2 separate regions of the Homo sapiens genome follow, and region 1 is linked to region 2. Evidence: chromatin loops called from intact Hi-C (ENCODE). Cell type or tissue: PC-3. All regions are shown on one strand. Links, peaks and the distances in the headings refer to the core of each region. The heading gives the core; the rest is flanking DNA. Region 1 overlaps LHX4 (LIM homeobox 4). Region 2 overlaps ACBD6 (acyl-CoA binding domain containing 6).

Region 1 (2,918 bases), core at 297-2,796, 88 kb before region 2:
CTTGGGCTGCAGTCCCATGGTCAGAAAGCCAGAACTCTCTGGCCAGTGGTGGTGCAGGGACTCCCCGTTGTGCAGGTTTGCAGTAGCAAATCACTAAGCCTGAGGCCAGAGCAAGGCCAACCCCCGCTTTACGAGTTGCCACTCCTGCGACAGACTGCACTGCTGTGGGAAACGCTGTCCTGAATGGTGCTGCAGCTCCCACCCACCTTGTGCACCCATCTACCATCAGGAAGCTCTCCATGTGCAAACTGGAATTTAGCCAGCTGGAATTTATTCCTGTCCCTCTGGGAAGCTGTGTTTGCTTCTTCTGGCCTCCCATTCTCTTAAATGAGATCAGCAGAGTAGGAAAGGGTGAGAAGGCATTGCCTATCACATGAAGTGATGGGGCCAGAGACCCTAAGGACCCTTCCTTCTACGAATGGTTGGTCACCTTTTGAGGACTGCAAAGACTTAGGCATGTCATAGGCAGACTAAAGGAAGAATACACAGTTCCTCTTGGACTGCTACATCTTTTGTAAGCCCTTTTCCAGGACTAAACTAAGTTCAATTAAGTAAGTTCTTTAAAACAGTAAATTCCGGGATCAGCCTTCGGGCCCTCTTCTCTGACCAATTTTATAGCGTACCCTCGTTTTTTGGTGTGCTGCAGTGGTCATGATTTTTGCTTGAGAAGTCTGCAAACATAGACACTTCTCTTGAGGTTCCATGTTTATGGATGATGTTGTGTTAATCCTAGCCAATTCTGTGCTATTGGGAATTCTCCAATCATGAACACTGGGGTGGGGAGGAAGACACAAATGCCATGTGAGGAAAGGAAAATGCAGTCGTCTTTTTGGAGGATGGCTTTTTAAATACACCCTTCTTAGCAGGCTGCTTAAAATACACAGGAGAAAAGGCTCTGCTGGGCAATGAACCAGATGAAAAGCTGCCCACCCAGATCACTGTTGCAGGTTGACTATTTGGCTTAGCAACTCATGGGATTTCAGAGGCCCTTGAAGTTTTTGGTGAGTATAGTGTGGGGGAGAGCAGGCTTTTTAAAAGGGGGGGGGGCATCCTCCTCTGTGTAGCACTGTTTAAGATCACTGTAAGTAAGTTGACCAGTTTTTGTAAGTTAATCATACTAATTCCCAGTTCAATAGTGGAAGGAGAGGCCTTCCTCATTTATACTAATAATATAATAAATCTCTTGAGGAACTCAGTGAGCAGTTGACGAGGTCAATAGTTCTTTGGCATCAGTAGGGCTGGTTAGCTGGAAAAACCCTTGAGAGCACTGGCCTGAAAACCAGGAGAGCTTTGTTTTCCAGAGCCACCTCCCCAGAAAGCAGCAAACACTGCTGCCTGTTTAGAAGCACAGCCACAGTAGGTCTAAGATTTTAAATGGATCTCCCTACAGGTTGGGTTAGCATTATGGGTGGGCTGGTGCCACTAATGAGCCATTGCATGACAGGACTCTTCTGGGGTTTGGAAATGGAGAAAAGCCGGGCATTCATTACTTTTAGCTTCTCTTAGAGGCACTCCTCTGTTGCTTGGAAGTCTATTATGGGGTATAAGGTGCTACATGGTAGCTGTTTCCCCCCTTGCTAAAATGACATGGATGAATTTTAAAAATGAAATGAGACCTTCTAGAGGCAACCATTATCTGCAGTGCCTGGCTGGTCGACTTTAGAGTAGGAAGCTCTTGAATCCAGGAGCAAATTAGTTAAAACCCCAAGTTCCAGTGGTAACTGGTATAAGCAAAATGGAAACTGAGGGGCTATGGAGGAATCTCTGTTTGTTGGAACGTAATGAAACCATGGAGGAAATACCAGATTTAAGGGCTAAGAAGCTGGCCCGATGGGTAAATCAGTGTTGGGAGTCAGGTTCTTGGCCCTTCAAGGACTTGCTATGCAACCTCAGGCAAATTCCTCTCAGTCTTTGTGCTTTCTCTTTCTTGTCTCATCTGACAGTTATGAATATAACGTAAAATAAAGATCAACTATCATTGATAACACTGTTCCTGCAAATGAATACTGTGAAACATCAGGGAAAGAGGAAAAAATTAAGCCACAAGAAAACCATTTGGCAGTGTCCTTAAACTTTTTTTGGGGGGGGGCAGTGTAAAACATGAAACCTAGTAAGATAATTGGGCCATTAGATCTTCATCATTAAACTCACTTTGCAAGGAAGTGTAAGAAATCTGTAAAACAAAAGACATTCCTATCTCAGAAGCTCAAACTGGTGATTTCCAACTGCCTCTTTACAGGAGGGGGCTCAAGGCTTCTGATGAGCAAAGGCTGTGTGTTGTATGACAGTCCACTCTCTGCACCTACACTTCCACGTGCCACGACTGACAACTTGGTTATAACCATGAAAATAATGACCATACCTCCCCAGCCAGCAGGGTCTGGAAGGCCTGAGGAGGCTCATTTTTAAACACTGCACTTTAAAAATTGGAAACCGTGAGATGAAGAAAAATTCAATTAAGCGGAAATGAGTTTTGTTTTATTGCCTGCTGCTGAAGGGCTCTGGGCATGCTGAAAGCTAAATGAAAAGCACATCACTGGCTCTCTTCTTTCTTGGATTGGTCAATTGGCCCTTTTTGCAGTAGTTGCTCCAACTGTTCTAAACAGTGAGTGACTGGAGCCAAAAAGAGAGAGCTCAGCAAAGCCATCCCATCCACACTCTGCTTGGTAGGACCACACTAAAAGCACAGTTTCATGCTGCTAGCTCTGGTAAGGAGACAGCTGCAGGTTTGGGAGGTGCACCAAGCATTCCTTTGCTTAGGGAGGCAGAGCACAGGTGAACAGAGGAAGGACACCCCCACTCTCATCTATTGCCCACCGAGAGGCAAGAATCACACCAACTTTCCCACTTGAGGACTGTGTTCGGCCAAACAAGCAGGTTCAGGGCTGCGGGATTCCAGAAGTTGCTCTGAGCTTGCA
Region 2 (2,918 bases), core at 320-2,819:
CTTGAACCTATGGTGCACTTCCTCCTCCCACAGCAGCCAGGGAAGGCTTTGTAATGCTCATCCTTAGAGAGAACCTTGAATTCCATTAGAAAGCTCCACAAAATGGAGAAACCCTCAAGTGGCAGCTTGAACCACATAGACAGCTCATACCCTTTACTGATATTAGAAGTAAGCTCATGGGATTAAGTCGGCAAGTACTAGAAAATTAAAAAGTATGAACACACTGACAAATGCCATGATACCAACAAGAATACAAGATGTGTCTAAGCCTTTTTTCCTGCTTTTTCTTTACCTTTTTAAAAAAAGGGATGGCAAATATTTAAAACAATGCTACAATAAAGACTGGGCACTAAGTCTACAAAGAAACTCTATAACTTGTCTGGCTAATATTGGGCTAATATAATATCTACATCTATACAGTGATTTGCTATAAAACCATTCACTTATTGATGGCCTAGCACATTTTACAAATAAGCTACACTTTAAGAGGAACAGTAAAGGCAGACACCTTGCCTTTGATGTCACATCTATTAAGTTACAGCTCTACTCTGTTCCCTACCAGTGATAAGACATCTTATATAATGTACATTTTTAGTGTTACATGTTTAAAAAGGGACATTGATTCAGTAATGAGCCACTAGGTTGGTGAAACTAGTCTGGAGAAGACTTAGGAAGAAAATGTCTACTGTCTTCAAATAACAGAACGGTTGACACCTGGAAGGGAGGAGATACAACTTTTCTTCATAGTTTTAAGAGTCAGAACTAAAACGAGAGTGAGTTATAGGTAAGCAGACATAGATTTAACAGGTAGGAGAAATTTCTAATAATTAGCACTTTCTGAAACAGAATAGGCTATTTTGTGAAGTAAACAGAAATCTTCAGACAGGCTAGCTGGCTTAACCATCTTTTGGAAATTTAGTGGAGAGGAGTCCTGCATTAGGTGGGAGTTGAACCAGATGATCTTTAAATTCCTTTCTATCTTTTTTTTTTTTTTTGAGATGGAGTCTTGCTCTGTCGCCCTGGCTGGAGTACAGTAGCGCGATCTTGGCTCACTGCAACCTCTGCCTCCTGGGTTCAAGTGATTCTCCTGCCTCAGCCTCCCGAGTAGCTGGGACTATAGGCGTGTGCCACAACGCCTGGCTAATTTTCTGTAGTTTTAATAGAGACAGGGTTTCGCCGTGTTAGCTAGGATGGTCTCAATCTTCTGACCTCGTGATCCGCCCACCTTGGCCTCCCAAAGTGCTGGGATTACGGGCATGAGCCACCGCGCCTGGCCAATTCCTACTTTTAAGATTTTACAATTATTATTTATTCAAGGTCATAGTTAGTGGCAGAATAGAAATTGGAATTCAGGTAACGTGACTCCAAACACAGTCTTTCCAAACACAAGGTTATAAACTCCTCAAAAGTCTTCAGGCAAAAATATAAAAGACTGAGGTCAACTGGGTCAGGGAAACTGAAGAGTTCAAAGCCTGTCAACAGAGGGCAGTAGGTACTCAGCTCTAGTTGATAGAAGAACGTGCCCACGATTGCCATATTTGCAGATTTTTCAAGAGAAGTCTAAAATCTGTACTTTTATATGAAATTAACTGACAGTTAATTATAAATAAATTGTGGACTAACACTACAGGTGTCAAACAAAAACAGATCTATGGGCTGCACATGACTTATACTGTTTTGTGACCATGAGACTTTACTCAAAAACTCCATTTCCAAACTACTGATTTTAAAAAATCCTTCTCTGGAGTCTTCAAATTTATCAACATCCTTTTTGAAATACAAAAATCTAAGCTTTATGTTTTATATTAATTACATCCTAATAATTGCTATGTATATAACAGTACTTTGCCCTGGCCTTTATAGATTATATTCCTATTACTGTAATGGCAGCAGTAAATTTGCTTTGTAAGAGCAACACTACATTGCCATCTCATTGTTTACCTACGGTCCACAATAGCCGTCAAATTTTCTACTGATGATATTTGTGCATAAACAATCTCTATACATGTATACATGCATATGGTCCATAAGTATATTTAAATATGCTCCATATTCTATAATTATTTCACGGAAAAATTACTTTTCTTTGAAGAGTCTTTTTTTTCTTATCTTTTTCCCATCTTTCAGGCATTAATCACTCTGAGTATATCAGTTTGATCAAAAGCAATATTGACCATTTCTAGAACTTACTCTGTTTACTTAGTATAACTAAGCAAATTGCTTGGTCTCATTTGCAAGCATTTTGTTATTCTGTGTAATTCCTTCATCATTAATTGGTTCTTATAATGTTACATTTAAAAGAACATTTAAAATTTAGCAACACTAGGCATAGCCAAATATATTTTATAACATGCACATACTTATTTAAATAGTACATCTCAGAAACCATCAATGAGCCACCAGTTCAACATTCAAACAAGTTAGTTCTTTTAAGGCAGATGATTAACTAATTTCCTGAATTCAATGAGGAAGAATTGCCTGACATTTTAAAAATTGAAAGAATTACAGAATTAATTCAATTCTGAGGGTACCATCAACTTTAGACTACAAAATGTTATGATTCAGTTGTAGGTAGCTTAGACATTTAGAAACCTTTATGGTGAAGACGGTAGGTTTTCCTGGGGATAAAAACTAATTCTTTTGTTTTCAAGCTTACAATAGTGCAAAATGTCAACAATTTCTGGTTAATAGCAGTACCAAGAGAGAATGTAGCCAGGGGACCATTAAGAAGGAGCAATTTACTATAGCAGGTCATAACACTTTGACAGTGTCCTATAATTCAGTTAGATGTAAAAATAAGATGACACTGGGTGTTCTCTGAACTCAGAGTAATTTGAACTTGATTCACACTGTACTGTGAGCCAGCTGTTCATTCTCAGATATAAACTTAGCAAAGGAAGTGACTATTCAATATAAAA

What was found. A loop is a pair of places that touch in the nucleus more often than their neighbours do. Peaks named below come from ENCODE experiments on the same cell type or tissue, not always from the same donor. Only the 100,000 strongest peaks of a DNase experiment are listed, where the experiment ranks them.
Region 1: it touches region 2 in a loop (3-fold over the local background); 1 of 110 quality-filtered maps calls a loop at or near these places.

The regions. Positions count from the first base shown.
Region 1 is chr1:180,275,798-180,278,715 of GRCh38, forward strand. LHX4 (LIM homeobox 4) reads left to right here. Exons shown (of 6, transcript NM_033343.4): 6 at 1-2,918. It also overlaps a transcript of ACBD6 not described here. Among named protein-coding and RNA genes, the nearest start is that of LHX4-AS1, 2.6 kb to the left of the region's middle. In PC-3, for the core only: no CTCF peak of the experiment used is centred there; no DNase peak of the experiment used is centred there; H3K27ac peaks cover 416 bases.
Region 2 is chr1:180,363,757-180,366,674 of GRCh38, forward strand. The region is part of intron 6 of ACBD6 (acyl-CoA binding domain containing 6); the gene reads right to left. Among named protein-coding and RNA genes, the nearest start is that of MIR3121, 73 kb to the right of the region's middle. In PC-3, for the core only: a CTCF peak has its summit at 1,497 (motif pointing right); no DNase peak of the experiment used is centred there; H3K27ac peaks cover 580 bases.